2 separate regions of the Mus musculus genome follow, and region 2 is linked to region 1. The links are chromatin loops, found by intact Hi-C in ENCODE. Cell type or tissue: heart. All regions are shown on one strand. Links, peaks and the distances in the headings refer to the core of each region. The heading gives the core; the rest is flanking DNA. Region 1 has its middle 110 kb from the start of Gm4802. Region 2 overlaps Gm31494 (a long non-coding RNA gene).

Region 1 (4,399 bases), core at 94-4,093:
GCACCAATAACAAATCTTTCAGGCAATAGCTGGAGATTGCAATCAATGTGCTAACAGAATTATGTGTTAATTTCCTAGAAGGGAGATGCCCAAAATGGCTACACAAAGACGGTTTTACAGCTTATTCATGAGAAAACTACACACATGCTGACCTACCCGCCCAGTTACACCTTCCTTGAGAGAACCAAAGAGGGCAGTTTTGCTTGAGTAGTTTAAGAGACAAGAGCAAGAATGGGGTCAGTCTGAAGAGGCCCACTCATGCCTCAGGATGCCAGGCTTCGTTACTGAAATAACAGTCAGAGATGCCAAATGGAGGGGTGACATCTGGTTCAAGGAGAATAAAGGAAGTGGAACATGAATGATCCCAGCAAGAGCAGCAGCCCTCAGCCTCTTCCACCAAGGCTCTGCCCCCTTCTCTGCCTATTTTTCTACCTAACAACTGACCTCATCCAATATATTCTATATTTCACTTCGATTGGTTTGCTTCCCCTCCTGAGAAAGCAGGCTCATACCGGGAAGAGATTTGTGTCTGTTTTGTCCATTGTTCTGTCCTTAGCACTGGAGCGTGGTGCTCAGAAAGGGAAGTATTGAGTTAATGTACTATCCATTTTCTGACTCTATAAGGTGATAGGAAGTTCCTCACTGCGCCTTTCTTACAAAGCAGGGCTGTAGGCCTGCATGTGACCTGTATGTAACATAGATCTGGAGACTGATTCAAACAGTCTGAACTGAAGGTGAGGAAGCTTGGGATCCGACCATGTGGAATAGAATCCTAAGCCTTCTGCACGCAAGCTTGCTGTGTGAGCTTGACTTAGGGACACCCATGCAGAGCAGACGTGCATGTGGTGGGGGGTTTGCATTGTTGCACTTTAAGAAAGGCAACTTACCTCCTGTGTTTGAAGTAACCTCTCACATTCCCTCGAGTCTTCACAGTCATTTTATGAGTTCACATAGTTCAGTGGACTCTTGTTTGGTGAGGGAGTTCTCCCAGAGAGACTGCACTGGGTGGCCCCTATCAGAAAGAGAATGACATATATCTTCCTTGGCTATTTCATTCTTTCAGTTGATTTTCCAGTTGGCAAATGTTTGGCAGCTTTGTTACCAGTGTGTGACCTGAGGTCATGGTTTCTTACAGGCATGAAATCTGCCAAGCAACATGGACTCGCAGCTCCAGCACAATCCAGAGGTCCAGAGAGAAATATGAAGGGTGGAGAATGGTATAAAACAGCAGATTTATCAACTGTTTGGGAAAGCCATTCTCTGCAGTATGACTGGACACTACCCGCCGCAGGGAGCACTTCCGGTCTGAAAGGGTGTGTTGGGAAACCATGAAGGTTTCTCTGACTTTGATTTCCTTGAGCAGCAGGCACAGGCTCTATGTCCTCAGGCTCTTATGCTTTCTGTTTGGCTCTATTCATATCCAGAGCTTGTGGAGAACAAAATGAGAGCCAGCAAACTGCAAGAAGAATTGGAAAGCTATTTATACCATCTTTATCTTTTCACACGTAGTGTTTGCAGCACTTTCCGAAAGATGCCTTCCTGTGAGAGGCTGAGTGAGAACAATGTGTAAATGAAGTGACTGGGAGAGGCTCAGAGTGGCTATCCCACCAGCAGACTGTACAGGATGCTCACTAATTAGACTGGGGACATTTTGACTCTTGTTTTCTGGTTATTCTCTCTCTCTCTCTCTCTCTCTCTCTCTCTCTCTCTCTCTCTCTCTCTCTCTCCAGGCCACTGAGGATTCCAAGTGTCAGGTATCAATAAAAAATATGAAAGAGGCATCTCTGAACTGTCTAGATGTATCCTCTATACCCACTCCTGGTCTTCAGCAAACAACTGGAGAAAGAGGGGCAGAAATAGGGATTCAATGTACCCCTGAACTAATGATATGGCCATTCATTTACATTTCAATGTTATACCTTATTTTCTACCTTTACTTTCTAGTTGGATTTCCTAATAAAAGAGAGATTCTCTTGCTCACATGCTAATGCCTAGTGGCCTCCTTACATATAGTAGGTAGATACATTGTGGTGTTGAGCAGAGAGACTAGGTGTCACTGCCTAGTCCTCTCACATTGCAAGAATAACTTATCCAGAAGGAAGGGAAATCTGTGTGGGCACACATTGTTATAGATCCCTTGACAGCACAGGGCCAGGCAGTGTGGGTCTCAATTCTGGTTCTTGAGACTGAGTTGTTAGAGACGTCAAAACCTCCTTCCCATGCAGCAGGAGGCACGGTGTTGATAAGAAAGCAGGGCACTTCAAAAGCATCATCTTGGGCTAATTAAGATGAAATGAACTGCTTGCATGGCTTTTATTACTAGATAAGTGGTTCTTCTTTTCTGAGATGAGTCTGTCTGACACTTACTTAGAGCATATGGGGTCTATCAAAGGCACTGAGGAATGAGCCCATGGTGTACGTAGCTAAGGAAACACCCAGAAAAAAATGAAAGCTTGCTACTCTGTCTTCCGCAGGGTGAGAAAGCTGCCATGCTGAAGGAGTAAACTGATGCTTGTTAATGCCTGGGTTTTCCTTTTATTTTCTCATTGATTATTCGTATTGTTTTCTTCTTTAAACACATTCATTATGAAGAATATCAACAACAACAACACTATAATTTGGGAGGAGAGGGTATTGTCCCAAAGAATGCACTACTTTCCCATTGTATCTCCTCTTTGTTTCTTCATTACAGTTTGGAATGTGCTGTAATGAGGTGTGCTTCTTAATTATGTCCAAGTGTCTGCTTAGAGTAGAGCCATTCAACGTGAAATGATTTTCTGACGTCAAGTCAAAAAACACTGATTGAGTGACCTACTTTGTGGAAGATATTAGGGTAGGCCATATAATTTGAAAGCTACACTACAAGGACATCCACATCTCTTCTTTCAGTACATGTTTCGTTTAATTTTGTATTTTAGACAAGATTTTACCATGTAGGCTAGACTGGCCTCAAACTCACTATGATAGCCCAGGCTAGCCTCAAATGTGCACTTCTCCTGTATTTTAGTTACTTTTGTGATACAGAGATGAAAATGCATGACAGTAGGCAGGGGCAGCTCTGTCCACTGTGGTAGAAAATTGCACAAGCATTTTGTAAACAGGATAAGAGAGAATATTCAGAGAAAATGTGACTAGAAGTAAGAGTAGGTAGATACAGAGAGACTCTCTTGTGTGCTATATGGAAGCATTATCTGTCAATAAAAAAAGCTGGTGTCTTATTAGCTTAGAAAGGAAATAAGAGGTGGGAGTTCTGGCAGGGAGAGAGGATTCTGGGATAGAGTTGGGCTTAGGAGGAGATTCACCTCAAACTCTGAGGAAGATGGTTACATGAACCTGAGGAGAGGTAACTAACCATATACTGAGACTTAGAATAAACAAGATAAGAGTCATAAGCTAACAAACAAGCCAAGCCTCAGGTGTAGGCAATTACTCATAAATAATTCAGTCTTCAAGTCATTATTTCAGGACCTTGGGCACAGACTCCACTAAAGGATCTACAGCCTTCAAAACAGTGTACAGCCTGGACCTAAACATTTGAAATAGAAAACCTGAACCTAAACATTTGAAACATGAGTTGGTGGGGACCATTCCAAATCCAAACCATAAACACCTTGCCTTATTACGTGACTGCCTGAATGCTGTGATTGCTGGCCTGTGCCATCACGCTTGGGCCGACTTTCTTTATATTAGCATGTGGTTTTGAACTGTTAAAGGTCAATGCTAGGTCCATTCAGTCTATCCCTTTGTATCAATAAGAATGGCCCTTGAACTATAAGGCAGGGTGTTTTGTGACAACTCACAGGTGTCCCTTGGGAGGGCGGGAGGGGGGCGAAATCTCAGTTTAAGAAGAATACAAATATAGGTTTCTTTTCTTAGTAAAGTTCTCTGAGAAGAGTCTAAGGTCACTCACTGTGGGAGGTACCAAGTATGACCTGGATCCAAAGCCGTTCCATGACTTCTCCATATTGTTCACGTGTCTCACTTCTTCAGTTTGGAAATTTGTCTTCCTTTGTTTCTCTGATGCCAAGGAAAACTGCTATAAATCAACAAAAGATTAGGAACTTGTAAGTGTCCCACAGGGAAACATAGTTCCTATGTGTCTACTCTTCTGCTGCTGGTTTTCAGCCATGGCTGTTGATTTGAGAAGAACAAAAGTATGTCTTTCCTGTTGAGTCAGAATCCTGGGTCCATGCATTCTTTACATTTTACAAATATATTCCAAAACATATTTAGGAAGAGGGATACAAATATTGGTTAACTGAAGGAGACTCATGAAATTTATTGAGAGCCTAGATAGATTCCGTAATGGTAAAGTGAGTGTTGTACAACCACAGAGACCTGGGTTTGAATCCACAGAACCTAAGCAAAAGTTAGGCAAGATTGTTTGCGCCTATAACCC
Region 2 (4,399 bases), core at 216-4,215, 95 kb after region 1:
CAAACAAACAAACAAAAAGGACCAGATGTTATTATACCATTTAAGAGGGAATAACTGGACATTTCTCTCTTGGTCCTTTCCTCCATCCATGTTGCCAAGCCATTGTGCCCACTCTGGGAGATATCTGGAGGCTTGTTCCCTACAGAAAATAAAAACCTAAAAACGTGAATATCCGCGTTAATAAGATCGAATAGTTAACGAATCCACTGCTGAATAGAGGGGTATTTGGCACTCCCCTGCCTGAACCTCCTGTAACAAACCCGGATGAGAAGCGTGGTCCAGAGTACAGGCTCCTGTAGCCTTCTATGAGCGTCTCAGATTCCCGTTCTTAATACTAAGACGATGCAGTGACTTCCAGGTACCAGGAGGGAAGCTATCGTGGAAGACAGAAATTAAAACACGAGAGTATCTTCCATCAAAAGACACCCTGAGTTAAACAAATATGTAGGCACGAAATCAACAAATATGGGACTGCCTGAGACAAAACTGCCGTGAACATCCCCAGGGAGAATAAAAATGCTGCCTCCAGTGTAAGGAGCACATCACGTGTTTCAAGATTGGAAACAAGAGCAGCGCTGAAATCACTAGGAAAGGAGAAAGCAGAGGAAGGCTGCTTGACAGTAGAGGAAAAAGATACGGAGGCACAAAATCGGAGAAAAGGAACGCTGCTGACAGCTTCCGAAAAGCTGGGGGAGGGGCAGAAAGAAGAGAAAGAGAAAGAGAACAGAAAGTGATGATAAACTACTACCCAAAATTCCCAGAAGGTATAAAGTAAAGTTTCTATTATTAAAATACAAAGACAGGAAAAACCTTACTGAACAGAAGCAGTCGATGGAAAAACTCAAGAGTCTTCATTCTGATATTTCAGAACACAAGGGGGAAAAAACTCTACATACTCCCTGGAAGAAAAAGATCGCGGATCATAATGGCTTTCCCCTTCACAACAGCGTGACTTTCAAGCCAAAGGGAAATACCGTGCCATGGGGCATTCTAGTGGAAGATGACATCTAAGCCAGAATTACCTCCAACTCAAAGCGTATGAGGGCAGAACGACATGTTCAGACTTACACAGTCTTCAGAAAATAACCATCGTCCCCTTGCGGAAGAAGCCGCAGAAAGCGCTCCGCCAAAGAGGATGTAAAAACAAGAAAGGAGAGAAGGAATGGCCTGGGAAAGAGCAGTCCCCACAGGCCAATGATCTCCAGGAGAGAAAGCAGACATCCGAACGTGTGGTCTGGAAAACAGCCCAGAATAGAGCAGGGTGAATGGAGACAGACAGACTGTCTGGTGATAGAACCATTTTTCAAACGCCTGGGGGAAAGCTCTGGACAGGCAGGCCCACATAAGAAGCTGGTGATCTTGAGAACAGGTTAAAAATCTCCTGCTGTCTTTTCCAGGTCTCGCTGGCAAAGCCCGCTGTACAGAACATTTATCTTCCTCTGCAAAGTGTTCTGCTCTGGCTTACTTCCGAGAGTAGGAAAAGGATCCTGGGAGCTTAGAAACAAGGGATGCAGGACAGCCCTACCAATCTGTGCTTAGTACTTGCTTTGTATTGTTTGTTTGTTTGTTTGTTTGTTTGTTTCAAACTCATCATTGATAATTGGGTTGAAATTTCCTAAAATTCAACTCAGGGTCTCTCCTACATATCTGTAACTCTTATAAACTCACAGGACCCAGTTCATCTTACCCTGGATACTCTCACGTAAAAGTAACACCCATATTCTTTTCATAAAACTGAATTTAAGATTTTTTTCCAAATGTAATTTTTTTATATATTACATGTAGAAACACACCCACCTTATCATGAACCTACCAAGAAACCATGAGAAAGCTAAAGAGACATCCTAAATTCTGCTCTCGGGGAGATTCTAAATTTTGGAACATAACTTCTGTGGATGATTCAAAAGTCATCTATCACTTTTTGGATTGTACACTTAATGTTTTACACATCACTTCACCTATAGAAAATAAACAATGAAAGGAATGAAGCCTGTGCAGACAGCCATGCCCAGAGTCCAAATTGAAACTCCCTGTATGACTTGGCAACACAATAATACTACTTGTAGAGATTTGGATAAAAAGTAGTGTATAAAAATATAAAGATCTCGTTAAACCAGAAATCTATAGGTTATAAAAATAGAAACCGAAATTTGCCTTTCATATTTAATGCTTGTGCAAAGTGCCATTTTACCACGAGAGACGGAGTTCACTGACATAAGTCAAGTTCACATTATATACTAATGTGATATATACATTATCACATTATATAATGCCCACGTGATGAGTGCATGCAGCTAACGCCACAGCTCATGTGATCAGTGCATGCGTTGCTTTTCCTCTACTCCCCAAGGACAACTGATGAATATCTGTTCAGAACATGCATTCGGAGACTGCGCTGTAGAAGCTGCTAATACAAGTGCCTTAATGACGATTAATTCTATCAATATTGAAGGACTTGCTAACTAGCATAAGAGATGTTCAGAACATGTTTTCACCTGTGAATGAACAAACACATCTGTTCCTGCATAGAAATGTAATAGAAGCCTGTGACTCTACGAGTACTTCGATTAGCATATTTCAGTGGTTTCCTCTAGGGATTTCCTCTCCCAAAGAACATCTAGTCCATAAGAGATCAGAGCGCTGGTAGACACAGGGTTGCCACCAATAGAGTTCATGGGTTTTAATAGTCGCTTGCTGAATGCATGCCATACTTGGGGTTCTTTTGAGAAGCAGATGTACTGATGCAGCAGGTAATATTGAGGGAACACTCATTAGGGGAAGGAAGTGGTTCTAGAGGACAGGATGAACCTGTGATGTGAGACAGGGAAGAAAGGTCTCAGATATCAGCAGAGTTCCAAAGAAGTTTTAGTTGGACCAATGGTGAAGACTTACTCCAGACTCCTAGGCACAAGAATGTCCTCGTACATGCTGACATGTACCCTACTGAGACCTGTGAGTCTCTAGCTAACAGACTTCCGGCTGCCAGATCTCTCACCTACAGAACTGGAACTGAGTTTACATGAAACAAAATATTGGTGGGCACTTGTCCCTTCCTTGCCTCCTGGAAGGGAATCCGAGAGCCCAGCTAGAGATGTATGCTCACCACCCTCAACCTCAGAAACATATAAGATCTATGTGGGTCCTTATTCCTCTCCCCAAGGCCCCGCCCTATTGCCTATCTCTGGTGCTGAAGCCTGAACGCAGCTCAGAACCCCTCTGCCTTGCTGTAATCTGTTCATCCATCTTTCCTTGGTACTAATAGCTTTTCTAATAAACTACTAGATCTCCACAATGCATCTTGGTTCCATATTGAGCCCCCTCATTGGAGTTTTTGTTGTTGTTGTTGTTGTTTTGTTGTTGTTGATTTTTGTTTTTTACTTCAGCATCCCTTATATGATTTTTATTTTTTAATGTATTTTTATTAGTTATTTAGCTCATTTACATTTCTAATGCTATCCCAAAAGTCCCTCATACCCACCCACTCCCAATCCCCTACCCACCCACTCCCCCTTTTTGGCCCTGGCGTTCCCCTGTACTGGGGCATATAAAGTTTGCAAGTCCAATGGGCCTCTCTTTCCAGTGATGGCCGACTAGGCCATCTTTTGATACATATGCAGCTAAAGACAAGAGCTCCCGGGTACTGGTTAGTTGATATTGTTGTTCCACCTATAGGGTTGCAGATCCCTTTAGCTCCTTGGGTACTTTCTCTAGCTCCTCCATTGGGGGCCCTGTGATCCATCCAATAGCTGACTGTGAGCATCCACTTCTGTGTTTGCTAGGCCCCAGCATAGTCTCACAAGAGACAGCTATATCTGGGTCCTTTCAGCAAAATCTTGCTAGTGTATGCAATGGTGTCAGCGTTTGGAAGCTGATTATGGGATGGATCCCTGCATATGGCAATCACTAGATGGTCCATCCTTTCGTCACAGCTCCAAATTTTGTCTCTGTAACTCCTTCCATGGGTGTTTTTTTCCCATTTCTAAGAAGGGGCAAAGTGTCCACACTTTGGTCTTCGTTCTTCTTGAAATTCATGCGTTTAGCAAATTGTATCTTATATCTTGGGTATCCTAAGCTTCTGGACTAATATCCACTTATCAGTGAGTACATATTGTGCGAGTTCCTTTGTGATTGGGTTACCTCACTCAGGATGATGCTCTCCAGGTCCATCCATTTGCCTAGGAATTTCATAAATTCATTTTTTTAATAGCTGAGTAGTACTCCATTGTGTAAATGTACCACATTTTCTGTATCCATTCCTCTGTTGAGGGGCATCTGGGTTCTTTCCAGCTTCTGGCTATTATAAATAAGGCTGCTATGAACATAGTGGAGCATGTGTCCTTCTTACTGGTTGGAACATCTTCTGGATATATGCCCAGGAGAGGTATTGCGGGATCCTCCG

What was found. Hi-C counts contacts between places; a loop is a spot of excess contacts. Peaks named below come from ENCODE experiments on the same cell type or tissue, not always from the same donor. Only the 100,000 strongest peaks of a DNase experiment are listed, where the experiment ranks them.
Region 2: it touches region 1 in a loop (2.6-fold over the local background); 3 of 42 quality-filtered maps call a loop at or near these places.

Annotation. Positions count from the first base shown.
Region 1 is chr16:49,520,375-49,524,773 of GRCm38, forward strand. No RefSeq gene overlaps it. Among named protein-coding and RNA genes, the nearest start is that of Gm4802, 110 kb to the left of the region's middle. In heart, for the core only: no CTCF peak of the experiment used is centred there; no DNase peak of the experiment used is centred there; H3K27ac peaks cover 991 bases.
Region 2 is chr16:49,615,231-49,619,629 of GRCm38, forward strand. All of the region lies in intron 2 of Gm31494 (a long non-coding RNA gene), which reads right to left. Among named protein-coding and RNA genes, the nearest start is that of Gm31494, 27 kb to the right of the region's middle. In heart, for the core only: no CTCF peak of the experiment used is centred there; no DNase peak of the experiment used is centred there; H3K27ac peaks cover 240 bases.